Linked DNA regions of Mus musculus: regions 1, 3, 4 and 5 are each linked to region 2. Evidence: chromatin loops called from intact Hi-C (ENCODE). Cell type or tissue: left cerebral cortex. All regions are shown on one strand.

Region 1 (5,000 bases), 83 kb after region 2:
TCGTGAAGGCAGAAAGATACAACTTCGACCCACAGCACCCACGTAAAAAAACTGAGCATAGCAGCAGGTGCCTGTAAGCCCAACACTGGGGAGGCAGAAACTGTAGGATTCTGGGTGCTTGATGGCCAAGCCAGTCCAGCTGTAAGCTTCAGGTAGCTCACCCCTAGCCTCCACATGCACACAGACCCCCTTACACACCAACAGGCACACACTCAGAGGCCACTCTCACTCTCTGTAAACTACAGCAACACCACACACGTCGTCAAAAGCACCATCCTTATCATCATCAGGGAAACGGGAGCCAAAGCCACAATGAGAGAGCACTTCACACCCACTAGGTTAGTTCCAGTCTGAAAGCCACAGCATCGCCCGTTGGTGAGGATGTGGACAGAGTGGAGACGGATGCTCTAAGGTGAAAAGGTGAAGCTGCCACAGAGGACAGTCTAGCAGTGCCTACCAGGGTGCATGCAGTTGTCACATGACCTAACAAGTCCCCCTCTCCCACCCCAGCCCCAGGTAAACCCAGGAGAGATTAGGACATATGTCCAGGTAACAAAGAGAGAAGCAACCCCAAGTAAATCTGGTGAATGAGTAAGAAGTCTCTAGAGGGCTGTCTACTTATATAGTATTGTACTTACATACAGTGGAGTGTTATCCAGTCATAAATAGTCTACAGCATCAACACACTCGCTCTAACACATACCTGAACACTGAAAACATGCTAAGAGGAAGAGTCAGTCGCAAAGGACCGCATGCCATGTGATTCTATTTATATGAAATATATGTGTGTGTGTATACATACACATATACACATACACATACACATACACATACACATACACATACACATACACACATACATACATACATACATACATACATACATATGTAAATCCACAGGAACAGAAAATGGATTGGTGGGTCCCTGATCTAAGGGACAACCTTTTAGGCTGATAAACAATGTTCTTGTTTGGTTGGTTTTGTTTTTCAAAAAAAGGGTTTCTCTGTGTCGTCCTGGCTGTCCTCGAACTTGCTTTGTAGACAGACAGGCTGGACTCTGCCTCCCCAGTGCTGGGACTAAAGGCATGCACCACCACACTGGGCTGAAAATGTTCTTGATTTTGGTGACCGCTGCACAGCTCGACGAATACATGGAAAGCCATGGACATGAACACTGTAAATCAGTGAAAGTCCGGGGTACACATTTTGTACCTTCATAAGAGGTTTTTAAAGGACCTCCAAGATGCTCTAAAAACGACATTTGCAAACCTGGTTCTATCTCTCCTAAGCAGGAGGATAATTCAGAGCCCACAAGGGAAATCCCCTTATCTCTGTGGGAGCCCAGGGTGTTGGCCTGTGTCTCCCAGGTTCCCCGGGCATGCCCTGCCCTGCTCGCTCATCTTGGCAGGCCTTGGCTGCAGTTGAAAAGGCCAAAGGGAGGCACACAGTCTGCCACCCTCTCTCTCTGCGGCTTCCTCCAGCTACAGCCAAGCACAGCTTCCTCTTACTGTTTCCTCCCAGCGGGCTATGAGAGTGTGTCTCAGATTTAAGGACCCACATAGAATCCAGCCAGTGCACCAGCAGCTGCCTCGTGGGGCTGCCGACGCTGTACAGTGCTGCAGAGATCGGCCCATCCCACGCCCCGCTTACCTAATGTAGGAAAAGACGATCATGTGCAAGACCCACTTGACGGTGCCATAATTCGTGCTCTGGATCCGGGTGACTTTGTTTGTCTCATACTGCAAGACATCGTTCCAGCTGCAGCAAGCCGGCATGGCGACAGGCTCGCTCTGTTCAGGCTGGACTTGGGCTAGACCTACTTCCCAGGCTAGACCACAGCAAACCCTCACCTAGGAGCAGCCAAAGGAAACACACCGATTTCTCAGCAGGAACGGTTAACTTCCAGTTCCTCCAGTGACTGCAGCGGGGGCGGGTCCTGGCAACTGCCCTGAATGTGAGTGGAATAAACAAGAACCAAGTCCTACAGGCCTGGCTGGCAGATGACCCCGCCCCGCTAGCCTCCCCCAGACGCCCGCACAAAGATGGTGTTCAGAAGATGGGCATTTTTAAAATTCCCCCTCCCCACCCCCTTTCCTTGTGCTCTTTTGGAACTCATTTCATTTGAGAGAAAAGGGCAGTCCTTCAAATGTTGTAAGACCCAGTGTGACTCAGACAAGGGCCTAGATGCGACCACTGCCTCAAGCCCCCCCACCCCCACTCAGACCCATCCATTTCTTTTGTTGCCTGTTTGAGACCTGTTCTCAAGCAGCCAGGCTGACCTTAGATTTGTTACTCACTCAAGGCTAGCTATGAACTTCTGATCCTCCTGCCTCCACCTCCCGAGTGCTGGGATTATAGGTGAGCCCCACCGCACCCCACAGAGATTATCCCTTTGTTTTCCGGACAACCCTTTGTTCAGTCCACATGTACAGGTGCACCCGATGACTGAATGGCATCTTTGTCCTCCGCTGCTCCACGGGATACTCTGGTCTGCCAAAGATGGCTGCCAGATCAGATTCATTGTGGGATGGGAAGATTATATCCACGCTTGTCTCACTCTCTCCTCCATCTACACTTCATCCTGCTCGGGACCCGGGAGGTCATCTCATGGTCCAGTCAGTCCTAGACCACCAAGAACAAAGCTGCATCCAGTATCCCTCCTGACCATGGAGACACCTCATGAGAGAGGACCAATGCTATCTCCAAATAGTAGAAGAGGTAGCCTCATTGTAGAATTCTGAGGAAGGTGGAGTTGAGAGGAAATCTTGTTTGGTTGATTTTTTTTTTTTTTTTTTTTTTTTTTTTTTGCTGTGCGGTTTTGTTGTTTTATTCTCTATTTGTTTTGTTTTGAGACAGGGTCTCGTGTAACTCAGACTTCTCTGTAACTTACTGTGAGGCTGAGACTGACCCTTAAGCCTTCATCTTTCCCACACCTCCAGCTCACAAATTCTGGGACTATAGTTGCGAGGGACCACACCAGGGCTGAAACCCTGCTCCGACAGGCTGTAGGAAAGCAGGATGTATAAAGCAGGCCTTTCCCACACGGTTTACACAGTGGATCGGTGGTCCTGGGTGATAAAGACCCGATCGTCCTCAAATGAGGCACCTGCAGAGCCTGGTGTCTGAGGCTCTGTCCTAACGTGGCTATGGCTGCTGCTTCTCTGAGACCTGGAATCTTCCAGGCACAAGTGGGATGTTAGACGTTAGAGAAAGGAAGCAACAGTCACTCAGGCGTTATCCCTCCCTAGGGAGAAAGAACCATCTCCCCGCAAGCATCCCAACCTACTGCTGTCTTGCCTGCTGCATTATGGGCCAGGCAGACTTACATGTTTCCAGCCTAACTTAATTTGTACTTTCTCCTCCTTATGATCTACATCAAGGCCCCTGCCCCTGTTGGCTCCAGTTCAAGGGACTAGAAGGCAGTGATGCTAGATGCGTCTCCCAACCCTCTCTGTTTACTCGGGAGGCCCCGGAGGGGTAAGGGCTTCCCTCTGTAGCCCTCTCTAGCCAGCACACTTTTTTTTTTTGAACATTTATTTATTTATTATATGTAAGTACACTATAGCTGTCCTCAGATACTCCAGAAGAGGGCATCAGATCTCGTTACGGATAGTTGTGAGCCACCATGTGGTTGCTCGGATTTGAACTCGGGACCTTTGGAAAAGCAGACGGCGCTCTTAACCACTGAGCCATCTCGCCAGCCCCTAGCCAGCACACTCTTACCGCTTTCTCTTAACTCTGCCCTGACCTTTGTCGCTACTCTTTCAAAACTCGGAGGAGTACAGTAACCTTCAATAAATGGGACCAGTGAGATGACGAAGGTGCCATCAAGCCTGATGACCTGAGTTCGGTCCCCAGGACCCGAATACTTGGAGAGAACTGACTCCATTAAAACTGTGCACAAATATGCACAGGTGGTCACGCAAGCTACACACACACACACACACACACACCAAAGATGAATGTAACAAATAGTAGGCCAAAGGGCTTCCATTAGAGCAGTAAAGTCTAGTGGGTAGAACTAGAGGGCTAGCTGCCTGATTTCCAAACCTGGCTTCATATTGTAACAACTCCATGGCTTCTGACGGTTCAGTTCCTTCCCTGCATTCATTTCTTCACCACCCCCCCCTCCAGGAGTCTAAGGAGCTAGGGGATATAGCAACGAATGGGCGTACAAGTCCAAAAAATATCCATCCGCTAAAGAACGCATCAACAAAACCGTGGCACATCCGTATGACAGAACAGCAGTACTCAGTCATGCAAAGGAGTGAGGAGCAGGTGCTTACTATAGCGTGGATGAGCCTAGGGAGACGTGAAAGGAGCCAGACACAGAAGGACATCTCATGATCCCATCTCTAGAAATGCCCAGAACAAGCAGATCGGTATATGGCTTCTCTTGCATCCCCTGCTGAGCCTTTCCCATGGATCTTCTATGGTATATCCCTTGGGGCTCTTTCTTTCACTACTATAACAGTCCGTGAAGGCTGTTGTCTTAGTCTGCGTTCCATTGCTGTGGAGAGACACCATGGCCACAGCAACTCTTATAAAGGAAAGCCGTTATTTAATTGGAGATGGCTTATGGGTTTGGAGGCTTAGTCCATTATCATCATGGCGTGCAAGCAGGCATGGTACTGGAGAAGCTCAGAATTCTACATTTGGATCAGTGGGCAGCAGGAAGAGAGAGAGAACGGGGAGGGAGAAAGGGAGACAGACAGACAGACTGACTGACTAGGCCTGCCTTGAGCATTTGAGACCTCAAAGCCCACCCCGACTCCCTAATAGTGCCATGCCCTGGTGACCAAGCATTCAAGTCTGTGGGGGCCGTTCCTATTCAAACCACAGAGAGCTGTTATTAATAAGATTACCCATACTCCTCAGTGGCCAGTTTTACTGGACATATATGTATTCCTTATGTTGCTTGGCCTCTGGGACTCGATCACTAGCACGGCCACTTACTCTCTATTTCTTGGACTAACTCCTCCCCTGACATCTGTGATGCT
Region 2 (5,000 bases):
GTTTGGTCCTAGGTCATTTCAACACAGCCCTTATGAAAGGAAAAGCTAACCCTGCCTTTGTTCCGAGGACAACTTCTCTGGTCATAGGGAAGAGGAATAGTATCCCAGGCCTCCTGACGGCACCTGGGGGAGCCTCCTTCCTTATAAAGTGCTTGGACAGAGCTGCTGTGCCTCCAAGGACTGGGCCTGTCCGTAAGCCACAGCCGTGTCTCTGCTCCCATATTCCCCTTACCTCAGTACACTCACATTGTATAAGCAACAGGTGACCCAGCCAACAGCACACCAGAAATCCATTGTGTGTAGTGTGCAAATGACCCCCCCCCCATATGCACAATGAGATTAATAGGGTTTCTTGGATGTCTTGGAGTTTGAGGCCAGCCTGAGATGTGTACAATGAACCTGTAAAATGTAAAAATGCCGGAACTCCCGTGGGAAGTGGGTGCTGTTATGGACGTGTGGGATTCCAGCACCCCTGGAGGTTGAAGCAGGAGGATCTTGAATCTGAAGCCCATCTGAGCTGCAGAGCAGGACCCGGGCTCAAAACCCACAAAAAAACAATACAAGACGTGCTCGGGCAACCCTGAGTATTTGTGGAGTGGAGACCGAGTGAGACTCTGGAACCGTCTCTAGAGTGACAGACGCAGCAGCCAAGTCTCCCATATTTCTGCATCACAGGCTGAGTGGGATTGAAATGTAGGGTTAGGCATCACTGGTCCGTCTCTCCGGAAAGACCCTGCGAAGAGGGGTAAACGAGTGACTACCCAGCCCGTGTTGCCACCAGATCCCCAACCACCTACGGCAGGCAGCGGCTTGGTGCCTCTCCTGAGGGCTTGTGGGGAGATCTTAGCAACAGAGAGGTCTCCAGTTAGTTCTAGAGAGTCTCACAGTAAGGTACAAAACCCTCGTTCTGAGGATGAATGAAAGTACCATGTGGATGGAGATCCATTGTCACAGTCAAGGTGTGACAGTGATAAATAGAAGGTAAGACACAGCTGGGTTTTAAAGAGGGAGTCTATCTGAAGAGAGGAAAAGCCATGCTACTACAGGTGTAACTGCTGGGGTGATCAGCTGACCCGTGCCAGCCTCGGTAGAAGGGCCTTTGCTCGGTGCTCTCCGTGGGGACAAGGGACAAAGGCAAGACGCTCACACTTCGTGCCTGCGCTGGGTACAGGTGCTTACCTGCTCGTAGTCTTCCACATACTTATATTTCTTGTCCCGGTAGTAGTATCTCTTCTTCATACAGTAGAGGACTATGACGTCACACAGCACGGTCGCCTGATTTAGCACAGAATAAACCAGGATGCTTTATAAGACCCCCTTCCTCTGAGATCTAACCTACCAAGGAGGAATGGCATCTCCGTTTCTCTGCATCAGACTGGACTGAGACCAACCGGCTTGGTCTCAGAGGTGGGATTTCTAGGGAATCTTTCTCCTCACCCCAAACGGCATCCAGTCTAGAGTCAAGTCTGAGGTTTAGGGGAAGGCCAGCGCTTGCTCACTAAGCTGCTGACGAGTAAGAAAGGTCCAGACAAGGAAACCGCTCTAAAACACTCACCACCCCTAGGAGCGCCAAGCCAGAGCCAACATTGATCATGGTTGGGATGATGTCAAACTTGCCAGCCTGGCGGAAGACAGGAGGAGAACCAAAGTGTTCTAATGGGGGTGATGACAGAAAATAGGACAGTGGGAGGCTTTCTCTCTCCAAGCAGGGTTCAGAGGAGGGCCTACCTTTCCAAACACGATGATGTCAAAGCGGATGCCATATGCCTTGGTGAGTGTGCGTTGCTCATTGCCAGCAAGGTCCCTGTAGTACTTGGCAAACCTGGAGGAAAAGAGGGTAGGGTGGAGAATAAGTGCAGATCTTGGGGTCCCAGGCAGGGACTGTTAGCGCAGGACCCAAGTCCCTGAGCACAACTTGTCTTGGTTAACGAGTTGCTCCAGTGGCTTCGCAGACACCAAGCACCCTCCCCCCCCCAGGTCAGCCTCCTAGTTAATGTGAGGCAATGTAGCAGGAGGAGCCAGGACCCCTCCCGGAGGAGCAGAGGGACTCCTCTGCCACCAGCATCCTACCCCAGGATGGGAGCCCTTTTGCTCTGAACGGCCTTCCTGATGATACAGCTGGGTCATATCATCATCCCCTGCCTCTCTCCAGGGGACCCTGTGCACTAACAGAACTTGTCAGCCAGTGGGGATCTACAAGACTGCATGGAAGGATGGGGACTGAGCCAGCCCCGGGGCTCACAGCCCGGCTGGAGCTTGGCTCCAGGTGGGATACACCACGCCTCTGGGCTCCCCCCCTGGCTACCACCTGCCATTTTAGTCTCATTGGCTGGATTGAGATACACAATTGAGATAAGACACCAACTCAGCTCACCCTCCAGGCTACAGAATGCAAACCAGGGAAGTCTGTAATCCCAGCTGTCCCGGGAAACTAAAAGGTCAATTAGTTCCTAAATATGCAATATGGAGATTCTCCGAAGAAACCTTGCCCCTATCACCGCTCTGCCCGGCCCCAGCCTTAGTTAGCTTTCTATCAGAATCTCAAGTCTGGGATTTATCTGTGCCACAGCTTCTATGCTATTGGTCCAGGCTTGGGACCCTCAGGTGAGACTGGTGCTGGCTACGGTCTGGGTGTGTGTGAGATCCGTCAACTTCTCAGTTCTAGGATTCCAAGCTTTAGGTCTCCACCGTGGCCCCTAAGAACCCTGAGACAGAGACAGAACCATACAAATCTGACCCCACCCTGGTGTGGGGGTTGGGGGGAGTTCGAATAGCTGCCCTAGTCTCAAGAAAGCCTTCTTACTACCCCACGCAAATTTGATACCACAAGCTACCACTAGAGGGAGTCAAGGGCAACTTTGAAAACTGACCTAGCAAATAAATGCTCGTTAACTGTACACAGGATTTGGCTGCTTTTGAAAAATGGCAATGGTGTTCCCAGGCCTCGCTCACATTCCCAGGTGTCCTGGATTTAATAGTGTCCCTTCTCAAATTCATCTCCACCTGCAAAGGTGATCTTATTTTGCAGATGTAATTAGTTAAAGAGAGGTCATGCCAGATTAAGGTTAACCCTAAATCTAATGTTCTTGAAGAGAAGATCGAACCAACCCGGTCTACACAGCAAGTTCCTAGCCGTCCATAAATAGAAGAGAGAAGGTGGGTGTGGCGGGTGCACACCTCTAATCCCAGCACTTGGGGTGATGGTGGGGGTTCAGGAGTTTACGGCATCAGACCGCAGAGTTCACAGCAACATAATCCTACAGACTTCTGGTTTCAGAACTATCGAAGAATAAAATTCTGTTGTTTCGAGCTGTTCGGTGTCATCTGTTACTAGAGCCCGGGGAAACAGATACAGCAGCATCTTCAGCTGGCTAGTTTCAGTGCAGCCTCTTTTTTTTTTTTTTTTTTTTTTTTTTTTCTTTTCGAGACAGGGCTTCTCTGTATAGCCCTGGTTGCCCCGGAACTCACTTTGTAGACCAGGCTGGCCTCGAACCTAGAAATCCGCCTGCTTCTGCCTCCCAAGTGCTGGGATTAAAGGCGTGTGCCACCACCGCCCGGCTCAGTGCAGCCTCTTATATTTTAGTGAGACAGGTCTCAGGATGTGCCCTGGGCTTGAACCACATGTACGCATCCTCCCAACGCGTGAGCGGTACCTGAAATTGTAGCCAGGAGACACGTTGTGTTCTAAGTCCCGAGTGTCGAGGCGCCGGAAGGAATATCTGGGCAGGCAGTGGGAGGCAGCTCTGTCAAGGTTGCAGTCCCACTTGATCTGGATACCCATGATGCCTCCCTGTGGGGAAAGCAGGGGAGGCTTTCGGAACTCAAGCTCACGCTGGGGCCGGGATCCTGGGGCAGGTAAGATGCGAGGAAAACCATGCTGGCACCTACCTCCACTGCCATCTCCTGAAAGCTGTGGCCCGCATCCGCCACGATTTGGCCAAGACGGAATATGGGGCAGAAGGGATCCGTCCGCGCATTATAAATGCACGACTTGAGGTAGGAGGTGGTAATGTTGGGGAGGATATTCCTCCTGAAGTAGGGGAGGAAGCAGAGAGTCTGAGCAAGGGCAGCTTCGGGGAGAGCCAGAAGTTCTTTTTTATAAATCTTTTTTTTTTTTTTAATTTTATTTATTTATTATATGTAAGTACACTGTAGCTGTCTTCAGACACCAGAAGTGGGCACCAGATCTCGTTATGGATGGTTATGAGCCACCATGTGGTTGCTGGGATTTGAACTCAGGACCTTCGGAAGAGCAGTCAGTGCTCTTAACCGTTGAGCCATCTCTCAGCCCCCAGAAGTTCTTTTTAAGAGGCGCGTGAATGCCTATTGCCCGGCCCCCACTTACTTGCTGAAATTAAACTTGGGGTACCAGATGTTGTTCTTTACCAAGAGGGTGAAGTTTTCTGCAGCCTTTAAAAAAGCTGGCCTGGAAAAGGAATTGTACAGGTTATTACACACATGCGCATTGCGGTCGGTGCCACCTTTCCGACAGTTTACAGCGCCACTCTCGCAAGGAGAATGGGAACATCTGGCATTTTCTATCCTCTTTTGTGTCACACTAGGGTCACCAGGCCTTCCGGATCCTTCCTCTGAAGAGGCAGAACTTCCTGCCCAAAGCATTCAATGAAAGGGATGCTGGCTGTGGCCACCATGATTGCCTAGCATCTGCTGGCCTCCAGTTTGCCTTTAAGGCGTTCATGGGTTATGGATGCTCCTTGGATCTGGTTTTATAAGTCAAAACACAGAGGAGTTCGCCAGCAGGGACATTCTGACCTTGCTGTAAAGGAAACTATACTGCCAGAAAGCTCTAAGAGGTGCCACACCAGCCTGCGGCTGACAATACAAGGTGAGTCTGTCCCCAAGGGGACTCGTTTCTTGGGTGAATTTTTTTTTTCTGTAAGAATTCAGAAATGTGGGTCTGGAGAGATGGCTCAGCAGTTAAGAGCACTGACTGCTTTTCCAAAGGTTCTGAGTTCAAATCCCAACAACTGCATGGTGGC
Region 3 (5,000 bases), 300 kb after region 2:
AGAGCGATATCTTAGGTAACTGTAAAGGCTAGATCCAGCTGCAAGGCATTTTAGGTAAGAATTCTACCACTGAACTATGTTATCAGTCTTATTTTGTTTTTGGACAGTGTGTACACTGTCTCTTCAACAAATATCAAAACATAAAGGATGAAGGTCAGAACTTATCTGCTTCCTGTAGCTAAGAACTTGCCAATCTAACCTAACGTGGAAAAGCATGGGTTAGCCCAATTCAGTCTAACTAGAGGAGGACGCTCTATAGCGTTCAAACAGTGCTAGAACGTTGTCCCGACCCAAGAGTAAAGATTAGGGCATTATCCCCAACACAGGAAACCATTTGCTATGAAGCACCACTAAGATTCTGGGGAAAAGTCCTCAACATCAACACAGAAGGCTGACAGAGACCAGTGTCCCTCGTGTCACACTAAGAAGCTGGTGACCGGGCTGGTGAGATGGCTCAGTGGGTAAGAGCACCCGACTGCTCTTCCGAAGGTCCGAAGTTCAAATCCCAGCAACCACATGGTGGCTCACAACCACCCGTAATGAGATCTGATGCCCTCTTCTGGAGTGTCTGAAGACAGTTACAGTGTACTTACATATAATAAATAAAAATAAATAAATAAATAAAATCTTTAAAAAAAAAAAAAAAAAGAAGCTGGTGACCAAATGATGTGTGTGCCTAGTCGGTCCAAAGCACACTAATGAATTGGAGTGGGGGGTAGTGACTGAATTACAGGCCCCTCACAGCCCTTTGGCTGTCTCACTAGACTAGCCTCAGCCACGCCAAATGCAAATGTCTGCACGGAGTAGAAGGCTACTGTAATGTTCTTTGGAAGCACTAGACAGTGGTGGACTGAAATACAAACTATCTCCAATCATAGACAGATCCACTCGCTCCTCTATGTTCTCCAGGGTGTGATCTTGGTCGACCTACTGGACCTCCCTGTAATAAACACATTTCCTTAGCATTTTTTTTTGTTTTGTTTTGTTTTGAGACAAGGTTTCTCTGTGTAGCCCTGGCTGTCCTGGAACTCACTCTGTACACCAGGCTGGCCTCGAACTCAGAAATCCGCCTGCCTCTGCCTCCCAAGTGCTGGGACTAAAGGCATGCGCCACCACTGCCCGGCTCAGGCAGCGGTTCTAAAGTGAAGCCACCGGTGCCAATGCTTGCTCTGAGAGCGCTCGGGCAGGAGGAGAAATTAGAGAAAAGGAATGACTAGGTTGACTTGCGGAGCCACGTCGAAGAGTGAGCAATGATGGGGAAATTTTTAAGCAAGGCCCTTACAGGCAATTCAAGCCTACAACTGTCCCGGGCTTCCTTTGAGACGCAGTAAACCCGGCTAGATAGAACTGTCACTCCATCGGTAGTGTTTTGCCTAGCACGCCTGAAATCCCTGGTTCGATCCCCAAGGTCCACACGCACACTGAGAGCATGGTGGGGGTGTAAAACACCAGTTAACCCCCCCCCCCCAGCTTCTGGGAGGCGTAGGCAGGAGGGTAAGAAGGTCAAGGTCTTCCTTGACTACACACACACACACACACAGCCTGGGGCAGGCTAGCCTGGGCTACAGGAGACCCCTGTTTGTAAACACAACCACACAAAACCAGTCACTCCCCGGCGGCAATGTCGGGCCTTACATTAGACTGCCAGGGTTCCTTTTAAATTAAAAAAAGGCGCCACCGCGCCCGCCACCGATGCTCTCAGTCTCGGAAAGTGGGGTCCCCTCCCTCCGCTGGGGTGGCACCCCCACGGCTGACACTCGGTGGACTGGGTCCCCGGGACTCAGGGGACTTCGTCGTTCTGGAAGGAGCCAGAACTCCGAGGCCACCGAGGCCGGATCCCGCGCAGCCCTCCGCGGGACCACACCGTCCCCCCGCCACCGCCAACCCCGGCTCCCGGGACCGCCACCTCCCCGCCTCTCCAACTCACGGGTTGTTGTTACTCATGGTGAGCAGCAGGCTGCTGAGGAGCCGCACGTTGGAGTGCAGTCCCGCAGCCGCCATGTCCCGCACGTGGTCTATCACACTCATCCTGCCCGGCAACACCGTGGCCCCCGGCGACACCGCGGCACCGGCAGCGGCGGACAGAACTCCCGGGAACCGAGAGCAGAGGCTCGGGGAAAGTTCCAAAATGGAGACGGCGCCGGGGTCCTTCCGGTCCAGACGCGGCTCCGCCCCCCGAAGATGGAGGTAGCCACGGACGTGCCTGAGTAAAAAGAAGCAGCGGCGAAAGGGTTTTCTCCATCATCATCATCTTCAAAGCCATCCCAGTAGGAATCGTAGTTTTGCTGCGCTAAAGACAGCCTGAGAGGAATGGATGCCTCGCGGAGGCTAGTAACAATGCACAGGAGTTCATCCTAAACACAGCGGAGGCGGAAAACGGACAGTTAAAAATTGAATTTTCGAATCAGGCGCGCAAGGGCTGGCTTTCTCCAACTACGGGAGCGTCCTAGGCGAAGGTGGCACGCCCCCCTCTCCTGGCGACTCTTGTCCCTGTCACTGGGAATAGATTCCTTGGTGCAAGGCATGGCTTGCCCGTCCAAGTGACCCGCTAGATCCAAGTGCGAAGAAAAGATAGTTACAGGGATGAGCTGGATCTCTGATCGCCCCACTGTCAACATCTCAAGCCTTTACGAACTCGTTACTGCATTGCATATTCACAAATCGCAATGCTGAAGCCATTTCCATAGAGGGAGAGAGCCGCCTCAGAAATTAAAACTGCATGCTCTTGCAGGGGAATTCGGTTCCTAGCACCTACCTGGTGGCTCACAACAGTCTGAAAGGCCAGCTCCAGGGCATCCGACTCCTTCCTCTGGCGTCTATGGGCACATACATGCATGTGGTGCACAGACATACACACTCAGGCATGCAGATACTCATAAAAATACATTGAAACAAACAAACAAACAAACAACAACAACTTGGATCTGGAGAGATGGCTCAGTGGTTAAGAGCACCGACTGCTATACCAGAGATCCTGAGTTCAATTCTCAGCAACCGCATGGTTGCTCAAAACCACATTTAATGGGATCTGATGCCCTCTTCTGGTGTGTCTGAAGAGAGCAATGGTGTACTCATATTCAATAAATAAATAACAACGTTGGCAGGGGGTGGTTTAATTCTAGCACTTGGGAGTTGGGCCGATCTCTGTGAGTTAAAGATTAGCCTGGTTTATAGGGTGAGTTCCAGGACAGCTAGGGATACGCAGAGAAACCCTGTTTGAAAACGCTTAAAACAAACAAACAAACAAACAAACAAATAAGTACTTTGAATTGTCAGTCCTTCTTTGCCGACAAGGAAACCAAAACTTTCAAATGTTGAAGCTGGGCAGCCTGAGAGTAAAACCACTTATCAGCAAGGCTAGTTTTGTAAATTCAATCCCCTGTGTGGGAGGAGAGACCTGACTCCTTCACGTTGTCCTCTGAGACAGCCGCATGTGCCTCTCACTCGCACAAAATAAATAACTACATGCAATTAAAATGTAAACAACTGAAGCTGTTTGCTTAAATTTGAGATTCAAGGCCATTTTTTAAAAAAGATTTAGTTATTTATTTTATGTATATGAGTATACACTGTAGCTGTCTTCAGACACACCAGAAGATAGCATCAGATACCTTTATAGTTGGTTGTGAGCCACCATGTGGTTGCTGAGAAATGAGTTCCGGACCTTGGAAGAACAGCCAGTGCTCTTAACCACTCAACCATCTCACTAGCCTATGACAAAGACATCTTGACCCCACGTGAGGAGTGGGTGTGGCAGCAGTCCCAAGAAGGTGCCCAGGACTGCAGCTAAGTCTTATGACTTGCACCTGACTTCCTCATACACCTGAAAATAAGCCACAACCTTCATGAGAGCTGCGCAGGTGCACCAGGATACTGGCGAATCCATTTTGGTGGAGACATGCCCCTGCTGCCCTGATTGGCTGAAGCTGCGTGCCTGGTGAGGTGATATGGCCTGCTGTGAGTGGATGGGGACTGAGAGTATATAAGAGTGAGAGGCCCGGGGTTAGAGAGAGAGAGATAAAGTTGGGAGAGAAAAAGATGAAGAGAGAGAGAGGGAGACTGAAGTTTGCTGAATAAACTGCTGTTAGAAGGACTGGTGGTCGTGTCGTTCTTGTTGGTCGAGAGTGGACGTGACAATTGGTGGCCCATTCGGGGAACCGACTCCCCCACCAACGAGTTCAGAACTTTCAGCAGTCAGTGTTTGCCAGCAGGGTAAGTTCACAGTAAGAGAAACTTACTACCCCAGGAGTTTGGGAAGGACCTCGGATAAAATAGAGGCAAATATAAAGTTGCCAGGAAGCAGGCACAAAATAACCCAGGAGTTTTGGGAAGGACCTCGGATAAAATAGAGGCAAATATAAAGTTGCCAGGAAGCAGGCACAAAGTAATGATAAGGTTCCCGGTTTTGGGACAAGTTAAGGTTCCCGGTTTTGGGACAAGTTAAGGCTCCCGTTTTTGGGGACAAGTTAAGGTTCACGGTTTTGGGACAAGTTGCACCAAGCACCATGGGGAATTGAGGTTTGCAGAGGAACAGAGGGTTTTACCAAAAGGGGTTTTGCCAGTCTGGAAGTTAGTGAGAAATTGCATAGAAGATAAAGATGTGACGTAGAACTCCAGAGAGGTAATGAGGGGCTGAATCAGGTGAGAGAGGAGTGCTCTCAATTGGTTTGGGAGAGAGAGTTTGCTTGTGTTTCCCCAGGATCACAACAGCTGTGGGTCCCAGAACGGCTGACCAGAGCAATTCAAAACAAGCAGAGCTATGAGGACGTGGATGTTCCTGTGGCTGGGAATGCTCCCGCTAGTGAGAACTGAAGAGCTATGTTGGGGAATTATGTCTGTGTTCCTGAGGCCCATGCCATTGATGCATTCAAGTGTTTCCTCAATTCTTTACATCTAATGCTTCACTACAATTGCCTTTTTTCTATGCTGCTTCAGCTAAAGGGATTGTTGCGTTTTCAGATGATTCAAAAATATTTCACAGATGAGTGATTGTGTTCAGC
Region 4 (5,000 bases), 320 kb after region 2:
CTTCCAGTCTTGTTCTTACCGTCCTCCTGTTTGCTCGCAGGCTTGGCATAAATGGCGTTGAGAGGAAAGCCAGGCTCTCCGGGGATAGGGAAGTTGGTGATTCCTAGCGTGTACATTTCCTTCTCGCCTTGGCTCTTGGAGTTGCACTAAAATCAAAGGACACCGTTGGTACGTGAGAGTAAGTCTCCAAATACAACCCTTCACTGCACGCAGCTGCCAGGGGTGTACGCGTGGGTGGGTGTTCTGTGAGTGCCCGTCTGCAGTGCCTGAACCTGCAGCCCTCTCAACACTGCTCCCAAGGAATAAGCCCAGAGAAACTACTGCAGTGGAAAGCAGGAGTTCAAATACTAAAAACCAAACTTGCCACATAGGCACACATTTCTCTTCATAAATGCACACAGTAATTTCTTTTATTTTTATTTTTTTGAGACAGAACCTTAGTATGTAGCTTTTGCTGTCCTTGAACTCATGACACAAACTAGGCTGGCCTCGAACTCAGAGATCCACCTGCTCCTGCCTCCTGAGCGCTGGGATTAAAGGTGTGCGCCTCTACCCTACAGTAGGGTCTTACTAGTTAAAGTCTGAAGCAGAGATACATATGGACATCAGAGTCAGCTTTTTGAAACAGCTGAGGCCTTTACACGGGGGAGACTCTAACACGGCTGTCTGCTGCTGTCCACTCTACACCTCCCAGCCCTCTGCCTCCGTGTCAGTCACCTAGGGGTCACATCAGAAGAGATCAGACGTTAGCCTGTCCTCGGGTCTTGGCAGACCCGGGTGGCTGCGAGGGCTAGCCTATCTCTCGCTGTTGTCCTCGTGTGTGAAAAGCCAAGTCTCATTACCTTTTGGAGTTTCTTTAGACACTCAGAAATGTAGAGTGTGATGTAGATCAATGTCCTGTCCGCTTCATTCTACAAGGGGGAAGAAACAACACAATGACCTCATGAGGCGGACCGTTCAGGGCATCTCTGCCTCCATTACGCACTGGCATCCACAGGGTGCCCAGTTTCCCCAAACCCAGCTGTGCAGTTGCCCTGGCCAACAGCCCCTTCCTCATGCTGTGTAGGGTGGAGAATGGAGAGCTGGGCGCTCACTTTAAAAAAAAACTTTTCCCCATGAGTGTCTCTGAGAACAGATACATCCCTTCCTTGGCAGTGGAAGGAGCCACTGCACGTGACAAGTTCTGGGAGAGTTCCACAGGCCCAACATCTCCACTGACTGGAAGAATTGAAGACAGCTGGTGACTACTGATCACATGTCAGTCGCCTGTGCCCAGTTTTACAGTTATAGTCAGATAAAGATTACACGTGTCTCTGCTCTCTGCTTTGTTCTGAGACAGGGTCTCTGCTCCACAGTCCTGGCTGGCCTCTCATTCTTGGACAACCTTCAAGCCTCTGGCTCCTGACAGGCGAACCCTGCATCTAGCCTGTCCCTGTCACAGCTCTCACTGGCACAGCACAGGCTAGCTGTTGGTTACAGACACGGTGCTCAGCACTGGATAGAGTCCACACCTGATGGACTCTGCTATCCCTGAGGGGAGCAGAAGGTGAAGCCACACAGTTTACAGCACAGTCAAGAACATCCTTTGCCCTTCTTTGTGCCTGGCTCACCACAGTAGCTCAGGAAATGTGTGTCTCGTACCATCCATCCCCTTTATAGCCAGGCCCCTGGCCACCCTCCTCACCCTCCTCAGGGAGGGGAAGGAGGGCGAGGTCCCAGGAAGGACCAGGGCACATGGGTCTGGTATGTCATGGGTGCTTAATCAATACTGAATACACACAGATGCGTCTAGACCGGAGCTTGGCAAACCCTGACAAGGCCGGATAATGAGCTGTTTAGGTTTTGTGGCTAATGACCAGTTGTGACTGGTCAGTCACGGTTCAGTGCGAAAACAGACACAGCGAATGCATAAACAAACAGGCACGGCTGTGCTCCAGTGAGGTTTATTTGCAAAAACAGGCAGTGGGTCGTCTGGCATGCACAGCGGTAACAAGTGTAGAACGGAAAGAATCAAAATGCACGAAGGGGTGAGGTGAGGGCTCAGCAGCTCAGAGCGATTGCTTTTTGCAGTGGACCTGGGTTTGTCCCACAACACACGTGGTAGTTTGTAGTCATTTCTAACTTGAGTCATGAGATTTAACTCCTTCTTCTACGCAGACACACACACACACACACACACATTAAATTTTTCTTGTTTGACTTTTTGGTTTTTCAAGACAAGGTTTCTTTGTGTAGCCCTGGCTATCCTGAAACTAACTCTGTAGACCAGGCTGGTCCTGTACTCACATAGATCCACCTGTGTGGATGCCTCCTGAGTGTTGGGATTAAATGTGTGTGCCACCACACCCAGCCTACAATAAATAATCTGAAATAAAGAAAGCAAGATAGCAAGAAAGCAAGAAAGGAAGAGAAACTATAACACAGCACCCTCCTCAGGGTCTCGTCTCAAATCCTACAGTCACCCTCACCATTTAGCCCTCACAGCAACCTGACTTCCAGGTAGAATTTTATCCCCTTCTGAAAACTAAGCATTCCTTGGAAGTTACCTTAATTTCATAGTTCTTGAAGAAGACATTGGCCTTGAAGTAGTAGATGGCTTCATCCACAATGTCCGTGTCTTTGGCTAAGCGGGAGACAAGAGAAGGCAGAGACCATTACCAAAGGCAAACCTCACACCCAGAGGCGGCGAGCACAGGCAACCAAGCCTACCGCACAAGATTGAGACCTGGATAAAGGAAACCAAGGAAGGCGCTGCAGGTGCTCTGCTGGGCTCAGTTCCTGGGGATCTAGCGCCCTCTGCTGGGCTCCCAGGGAACCGTGCAGCACACATTCCGGCAGTGGTGGTACCCACTTTTGTTCCCAGCACTCTGGAGGAAGAGGCAGGTAGATCCATTGGTTGGAGACCACCCTGGTCTACAAGGCGAGTTCCAAGAGTTCAAAGAAAGCCAGAGCTTCACAAAGAAACCCTGTCTTCAAAACCAAAACCAAACCAACTCAAAAAACCCAAGGAAACAAAACCCTTACATGTGTGTCTGTACGTATGCCACATGTGCACAGATACCCACAGAGGTCAGAGGGCACCAGGTCCCTTGGAGCCGGAGTTACAGGTGCTTGTGAGGCCAATGTAGGTCCTCTGGAGGAGCAGGAAGTGCTCTTAACCTCTGAGCCTTCCCTTTAGCCCGAGCACAGTGTAACCAAGTGTTGATATAATTTTATTCGAGCCCACGCACTGTCATCTCAGGAGAAATGCTCAAATTATTTAGGGACATCGGGGACATTTCCTTCTTTTTATGAAAACCATGGCTTAAATCCAGCAGGTTCTAAGTTGCCACTAACTGAGGGAAGCCAGAGCACTCTGTGACAGACGCACATCTCGTTACACAATCTCTTTGGCAGTCTGTCCTCTCTTTTTCATTTTGAAAGGTCAGACTTCCCGGGTTTGACGTGCAGCAGCTGGCTGCATCAGCACCACATGACAGCCTTGGCCTGGGCTACCACTCCCTCACAGCCTCGCTGGTGCTTCTCTGAGGGCCGCGTCAGCGTCAGAACTTTAACTCTACCTTCCTGTCCTTAGCGTCCCGCCCCTAAGGAAAGGAAACTTCTCCAGAGCACCTAAGGGAGACGGCGGAGGAGACCTACACAGAGCTTGGCACACAGAGGCACGCAAAGATACATGCACAGCAGGAAAGGATTTTTCTAGAGCCGAGGCTCGAACCCAGGGCCTCCCACATGCTACAGACAAACCCTATCTCAGACATCTGCTCCAACAGTTCCAGCCCCTCTGGGACGAGGGACAGTCACCCTCACGTGTTCTGTTTCTCCCTGGAGGACTCAGCTTGAAGGTGGCTAGGATGTTCTCCATTCTGAGTTGGCTGTATCTTCTAGAGCAATGTGTTATCTGTAACCGTGTGACAGGGCTCACTGGCCAGCAACTTTTAAGTACTGCAGGTCTCCTCAAGGCTGTCTTTCCCCACCTGCTCCTTCTTCTCAGAAGCAGTGAATGGCCAGATCTACTCAATTTACTTACATTTCAACCAGTGTTGCAAACAAATTCATTTAAGAGGAAGTCAAGTCAAATAACCTGGCAGAAAAAGGAAGGGGAAGGGGAAGGGGACACAGGTGGGAATTGTAACTGTGTGCTTGGAGACCAGGCATGGAACTCGGGCCAGACATTTGCAGGGTCTGGGCTCTGTGTCTGCAACAACAGAAAGGATGACGCCGTTGGCGGAACATCTCAAGACTTGTCAGTGTTAGAAAAAAATCTTCGGGAACAGTGAAAAATTGCCTCAGAAATGGAATGGGGGATCCGGAGTGCGGCTGAGGGTAGAGTGGACACTTCGTCTTGATGGCTACAAACAATAATTAGTAAGGGTGTATAATCCCAAACTTCTCAGACTAGACTGGGAAACCAAGCTGTGAGCACATATCAAAGAAATCACAATTCAGCTTTAATCCCGGCACTCGGGAGGCAGAGGCAGGCAGCTCTGGTGTGGGGCCAGCCTGGTCTACAGTGCGAGTTCCAGGACAGCGAGGACTACACAGAGAAACCCTGTCTAAAACACAAACACCCCCCAACAAAAACTAAAACAAAACAAAAACCCCCCACAAACAAGACCACCAGCTACCAATCAATAAATGGGTGAATGAGCAGACTCTTTTCAAAATAAGAGATACAAATGGCCAGGAACTATTTTTAAAAGTGTTCAACATTCCTGATCTTAGGGATACACAAGTTTATACTGCTCGGAGACACTACCTTACCCGAGTCACAAGGCCAATCAATTATCAGGAGGTGTACCGGTCAGCCAAGGCTAGACAGCAAGACCCTAACTTTAGTCACAGGCTGTAGAGAAGGCTCAGTGGTTAAGGGCACTGACTGCTTTTCAGAGGGCCCGGTTTCAGTTTCCAGCACCTACATTGTGGCTCACAACCATCTGAAACACCAGCTTTAGGAATTCCAATGCCCTCTTTGGCTTCTGTGGACACCAAGCACAAATATG
Region 5 (5,000 bases), 77 kb after region 2:
CTCCTGGTCCACACCGGGACACCCTTCAAATTCACAAAGCCCCTCCTAGCTCTGCCTCTTGAGTGCTGGGATTAAAGGCATGTGCCACCACACCCTCCATTTATAAGAAATGCACAGAATCAATAAATCTATACAGAAGGAAAATGGATAGTTGCCAGGAGAGGAGAAATGGAGAGGGGCCGTTAATGGGTATATTACTTCCTTTTAAGATGACAGAAATACATTGGTAGACAAAGGCATTATTACAGGATATCGTGTACCTCTTAAATGACACTGGTGACATTAAATGACATTTTTACATTAAAATAGTCCTTCATTCCTCCCCCTTTTAGGTGGTCAGTTTTATGCTATATGAATTTCACCTCCATAGGTGAGATGAATATCACACATAGGCAGATGCCTATAGAAATATCAAAACAAAGGAACAGAGATCTAAGTCAGGATGATGCTCATGGAGGAAAAACAGTGAAATGGGGCAAAGGATAAGTTTACAGGGAGCAGAGCTGGATCATCAGACTCTGTTTCTTAAGTCGCACAGAAGCACATTGATATCACATTATCCACAGTATATTCTAGTGTTTCTGCAGGAGGGATTAAAGAAGGAACACATTGGTCTAGTGAGGTGGTTTCCATGCATAAAATCACTTGCTGACAAGATTGACAATCCGGGTTCAATCCCCAGGACCCACCCGATGACCGAAGGCAAGAACTGACTTCTGAACATTATTCCCTGACTTCCACATGGACACCAGGGCACATGAGCACGTGACTGCGCACAAAATGTAGACAGTTTAAAAAAAAAGATGTTAGAGCTAGAAATCCAGATTTGGGACCCACTCAGCATGTCTGATGCAGAGTGCAATAGAACACATGTAGACAAATCCAATTACGAGTGCTCTGTCTCACCCTGGCCTCAAATCACATAGAAATACTTGGGATTTTCTTTCAAGCTATACCTTGCAACTTCATCCCAGAGCAACTGGTGCTCTACCTCAGTCTGATGTATCATCCCCATTCTAGAATTATGCAACACATGATAATCTCCAATTGAATCCAACTTTTTTGAACTAGTAAAGGCTTTGGAAATGTAATAGACCTTTGTATCATAATGAACACGAAAATTCTACTAACATATTCCAGAAATGAATCAAAGGAGGGACGAGGCAAAGAGAGACTGCAGCGTCTTGCCCTTTAAAAAGAGTAGTCTAATGTTCAATTCAATCACCAACTCTTTTTTGTTGTTGTTGTTTTGTTTTTTGTTTTGTTTTTCGAGCCAGGGTTTCTCTGTGTAGCCCTGGCTGTCCTGGAACTCACTCTGTATCTGTAGACCAGGCTGGCCTCGAACTCAGAAATCCACCTGCCTCTGCCTCCCAAGTGCTGGGATTAAAAGCGTGTGCCACCACGCCCAGGCCCCAGTCACCAACTCTTGATTTCATGGAATGATTCAAGAGAAGCTAGGCCTCTTCTCTGGGCCATGGGTTCAGTCCATGAATGGGAGTGTGTGTGTGTGATAATTCTCTAGTCTGTAATCCCAGTGACTCTTAGCTCTAAGAAACAGATGGTCAGTGCTTTCGGGTGCATGCAAAGCCACCAGTCCCTGGAGCAAACACAGTATCAAGGGGCTGGAATCTAGCTGAACCTGGTAGGATGGGCGAGATTTAGAGGAACTGGAGAACCTGGCAGGCAGAAGAGATCAGACACAGAAGAAGCTAGGGTCACCCAGAGACCCTGGCCAAAGTAGGGGTAGCCTGGAGGAGCAGGGATGCAGTGGAGGTAGAGAAAGAGGTTGGGCCAGGGAGCCCTGGGACTGGCTCTGTCTGGACTCACCAGATATAGACGCAGATGGCCCCTAGGAAGGTGTTCTTCAGCGTCCCGATCCATATGCTATGGATTTCAAGGACTTTCCCGGATTTATGGCTGCATAAGTGGCTCACGGGCAGCATGGTGAGAAGGTTCTCAGAGCACCACCAGGGGAGGAAGTGACTCGAAGCAAAGTCTGCCTATTTCTTTTAAAGGAACCCCAGAGTTCTGAGCAAAGATAACTCTAAAGCAAAAGCTCTGAGAGAGACCTCCCTCTTCAAAGAGCTGGGGCCTCGCTTCAGGCTTTGCTTCCTGTACTCACACCCTCACTCATGGGGCCGGGCAGCATCTGTAGGAGCATCTTCTTCCCAGGTCAACGGCATACACATTTACACATTTGTGGCTCAGTTCCTTGGGCCAGACTACAGAAGGCTACATTGTTTCATGCAGTGAACATCAGCAAAGCAACAGTGTTGCACACTGCCTTTCACAAGTCAGTCTCTTCGCCCCCTGTGTGATAGCACCCTTGGCTGTCCTGGACTGGCTTTGTAGACCATGCTGGCCTCACAGATATCCTCCTGTCTCTGCCTCCCGAGTGCTAAGATTAAAGGCACGTGCCTCCACCCCTGACCACAAGGGTCATGGCAGCTCCGTCTACATGGACATGACTGAGATGAAGGGTTCCAGACAGCACCTTGGGTATCAGTCTGGAGATGAGGACAGATGACACAACTGTGAGAGCCCTCTGAAGGAGTAGAGTGCAGGATGGACCTGTCACCTGTCAAGGGTGATTACCAAAGGAAGAGGACCAGGCAAGCTCCCTCCCCCCCCATGGTTGCTGGCTGGTCCCCGTGAAGATGACCATGGTGATGGTGGTGATTTTTCATTGATCTGTCTCCCTCTTTTCCTCTTCTGCATTTAAATATAATATTCCCATCTTAAAAATAAACCTTCCCCCCCCACCCCACCCCCCGCCCTCCATTCTTCTCTGCTGCCGTAATGCAGGACCTGACTCCTCCTATGGTGCCTAGTCTTTTGAAAGAGTGAGTCACCGCATCCATTTCCGCACTTCCATTCACTCCTCCACCCACTCCAGTCTGGCTCCCACCCCCACCTCACCGCTTCTCCAGAGCCTCCCTCGCCAACCCGTGCTCTCTCCCTTCCCTCCCGGGGCCAGCAGGCCTGCTGCAGATGCCCTGACTGACACCAGTGACTTCCTTCTTCTTTCTTTCTTTCTTTCTTTCTTTCTTTCTTCTTCTTCTTCTTCTTCTTCTTCTTCTTCTTCTTCTTCTTCTTCTTCTTCTTCTTCTTCTTCTTCTTCTTCTTCTTCTTCTTCTTCTCCTTCTCCTTCTCCTTCTCCTTCTCCTTCTCCTTCTCCTTCTTTTTCTAACCACAGCCTCAAGGAGTCTACATTCTTCCGACCTCCTTGGATCTCCCTGACGTCTGTCTCAGAATGCTTTGGGAAGTTCTGCATCTCCCTGCTCCTTGAATGTTAGTGCCACTCAGGGCTCTCTCTCTCTTCAAAGCTTCTTGCTTTCATCTAGTTACCTCTCTTGCTGGTCCATTGACGATGTCCATGGCTTCAATGACTATCTATAGGTTGGTGGTATCCACTTGGGTGGTGGTGGAGGCAGGGGCAGAGGCAGAGGGTAGATGTTCAAGGCTAGGTACAGCTATGTATGGCGCTACTTAAAGCCCCGTCTCAGCAAACCGAGATCAAAGAAAGTCCACTACTTCATCTTCCTCACGTTATTCAACTCCACCTGTCCTCTGTCACTGTCACCTCCTCAGGCCAGGCCACCATCAGTTCACAACCAGGTGATCCAATACAGTTTAGTCTCCCTCCAGGTCTTGGTCCTGTCCCCTCCAGTCTCCAGGGTGAGCGTGAACTCTGGATGAAGTCTGGATGAGCTTAGTGACTGTGAAAGTTCGATTTTGGCTCGGCCGCCGACTGGCTATGTGACTCTGGCCACCGAGGAGATTTGTAAATCTTGTTAAAAAAGACAGTTCATCATGTGATCTATCATGTGATCAAAGGCTGGATTCACTTAGGCACTGCATAGTCAGAATAAAGGTCTCTGTGGACCACTGCCCAGCGGGAACCCACAAAACCAACAATGTGAGACCCGGACACCAGTACCTCAGCTGCAGCTGCCTTCTGAATAGGCTGGATCCTCCCAGTCACCCATCCTGTAGCAGGAGCCCAAGGATTGCCGATCCTCACTCATCTCTGGAACCAAGCAGTGGTACCTTATCAGGGAGTGCCGTCTAGACGACACATGGCTGAGGACGTGTGACTGAGGACATGTGACTGAGGACGTGTGACTGAGGACGTGCGACTGAGGACATGTGACTGAGTCATGTGACTGAGGACATGTGACTGAGGACGTGTGACTTAGGACATGTGACTGAGGACATGTGACTGAGGACATGTGACTGAGTCATGTGACTGAGGACGTGTGACTGAGGACGTGTGACTGAGGACGTGTGATTGAGGACATGTGACTGAGTCATGTGACTGAGGACGTGTGACTGAGGACATGTGACTGAGGACATGTGACTGAGTCATGTGACTGAGGACATGTGACTGAGGACGTGTGACTGAGGACGTGTGATTGAGGACATGTGACTGAGTCATGTGACTGAGGACGTGTGACTGAGGACATGTGACTGAGGACATGTGACTGAGTCATGTGACTGAGGACATGTGACTGAGGACGTGTGACTGAGGACGTGTGACTGAGGACATGCAACTGAGGACATGAGACTGAGGACTTTGAGATTTAAGTTCACCTTAGGTAACCTGGGTGAGTCTCAAATGCTCAGTGTCCCTGTGAAAGAGACGTGTGTGTGTGTGTGTGTGTGTGTGTGTGTGTGTGTGTGTGGCCTGACAGGCAGAAAAGGAGACATGATGGAAACATAGTGGCTAGAAGACAGGAAGAGGTCGCCTTCCTCTTGATGTTTCCCAGGGCCCTCAATATAAAGCTCAGTTCTGTCTGCAGCCTGGGCCCTGCTGGTTTCTCCAGCCCCCCGGGGCCTCCCCTCTGAGACACTGTAACACCAGCCTGATGCTGCTAATCCCTGGCCCAGTGCTGTGTCAACAGCCAGGGAGGCTGAGCTGGCACGGACTCCAGAAGCCCTGTGGGTATGCAGCAGTCTATTCAGGAGTGGTGCGGTGGAGCCGAGGAGCCAGCTGTCCC

The links. Hi-C counts contacts between places; a loop is a spot of excess contacts. Peaks named below come from ENCODE experiments on the same cell type or tissue, not always from the same donor. Only the 100,000 strongest peaks of a DNase experiment are listed, where the experiment ranks them.
Region 1: a loop joins it to region 2, with 2.7 times the contacts of the local background. A loop is called at or near these places in 12 of 42 quality-filtered maps.
Region 3: a loop joins it to region 2, with 3 times the contacts of the local background. A loop is called at or near these places in 9 of 42 quality-filtered maps.
Region 4: a loop joins it to region 2, with 3.0 times the contacts of the local background. A loop is called at or near these places in 15 of 42 quality-filtered maps.
Region 5: it touches region 2 in a loop (2.1-fold over the local background); 8 of 42 quality-filtered maps call a loop at or near these places.

Annotation. Positions count from the first base shown.
Region 1 is chr5:122,640,849-122,645,848 of GRCm38, reverse strand. It overlaps P2rx7 (purinergic receptor P2X, ligand-gated ion channel, 7), which reads right to left and starts at 1,922. Exons shown (of 13, transcript NM_011027.4): 1 at 1,651-1,922. The coding sequence starts at 1,775. In left cerebral cortex, no CTCF peak of the experiment used is centred here; DNase peaks (open chromatin) are centred at 1,614 and 1,924; H3K4me3 peaks cover 1,055 bases; H3K27ac peaks cover 1,017 bases.
Region 2 is chr5:122,724,020-122,729,019 of GRCm38, reverse strand. It overlaps P2rx4 (purinergic receptor P2X, ligand-gated ion channel 4), which reads right to left. Exons shown (of 12, transcript NM_011026.3): 6 at 4,346-4,426; 7 at 3,889-4,030; 8 at 3,654-3,790; 9 at 1,729-1,822; 10 at 1,556-1,621; 11 at 1,180-1,275; 12 at 1-733. The coding sequence ends at 707. It also overlaps a transcript of Camkk2 not described here. Among named protein-coding and RNA genes, the nearest start is that of P2rx4, 19 kb to the right of the region's middle. In left cerebral cortex, CTCF peaks have their summits at 2,829 (motif pointing right) and 3,791; DNase peaks (open chromatin) are centred at 1,646, 2,842 and 3,799.
Region 3 is chr5:122,419,606-122,424,605 of GRCm38, reverse strand. It overlaps Anapc7 (anaphase promoting complex subunit 7), which reads right to left and starts at 2,162. Exons shown (of 11, transcript NM_019805.4): 1 at 1,928-2,162. The coding sequence starts at 2,028. In left cerebral cortex, CTCF peaks have their summits at 2,428 (motif pointing left) and 3,039 (motif pointing left); DNase peaks (open chromatin) are centred at 2,210 and 2,394; H3K4me3 peaks cover 1,869 bases; H3K27ac peaks cover 1,333 bases.
Region 4 is chr5:122,399,270-122,404,269 of GRCm38, reverse strand. It overlaps Arpc3 (actin related protein 2/3 complex, subunit 3), which reads right to left. Exons shown (of 7, transcript NM_019824.4): 3 at 2,547-2,623; 4 at 843-911; 5 at 20-146. Among named protein-coding and RNA genes, the nearest start is that of Gm32853, 8.5 kb to the right of the region's middle. In left cerebral cortex, a CTCF peak has its summit at 2,805 (motif pointing left); DNase peaks (open chromatin) are centred at 1,201, 2,794 and 3,459; H3K27ac peaks cover 1,857 bases.
Region 5 is chr5:122,647,367-122,652,366 of GRCm38, reverse strand. The region is part of intron 1 of P2rx7 (purinergic receptor P2X, ligand-gated ion channel, 7); the gene reads right to left. Among named protein-coding and RNA genes, the nearest start is that of P2rx7, 5.9 kb to the right of the region's middle. In left cerebral cortex, no CTCF peak of the experiment used is centred here; DNase peaks (open chromatin) are centred at 1,977, 2,867 and 4,972; H3K27ac peaks cover 1,998 bases.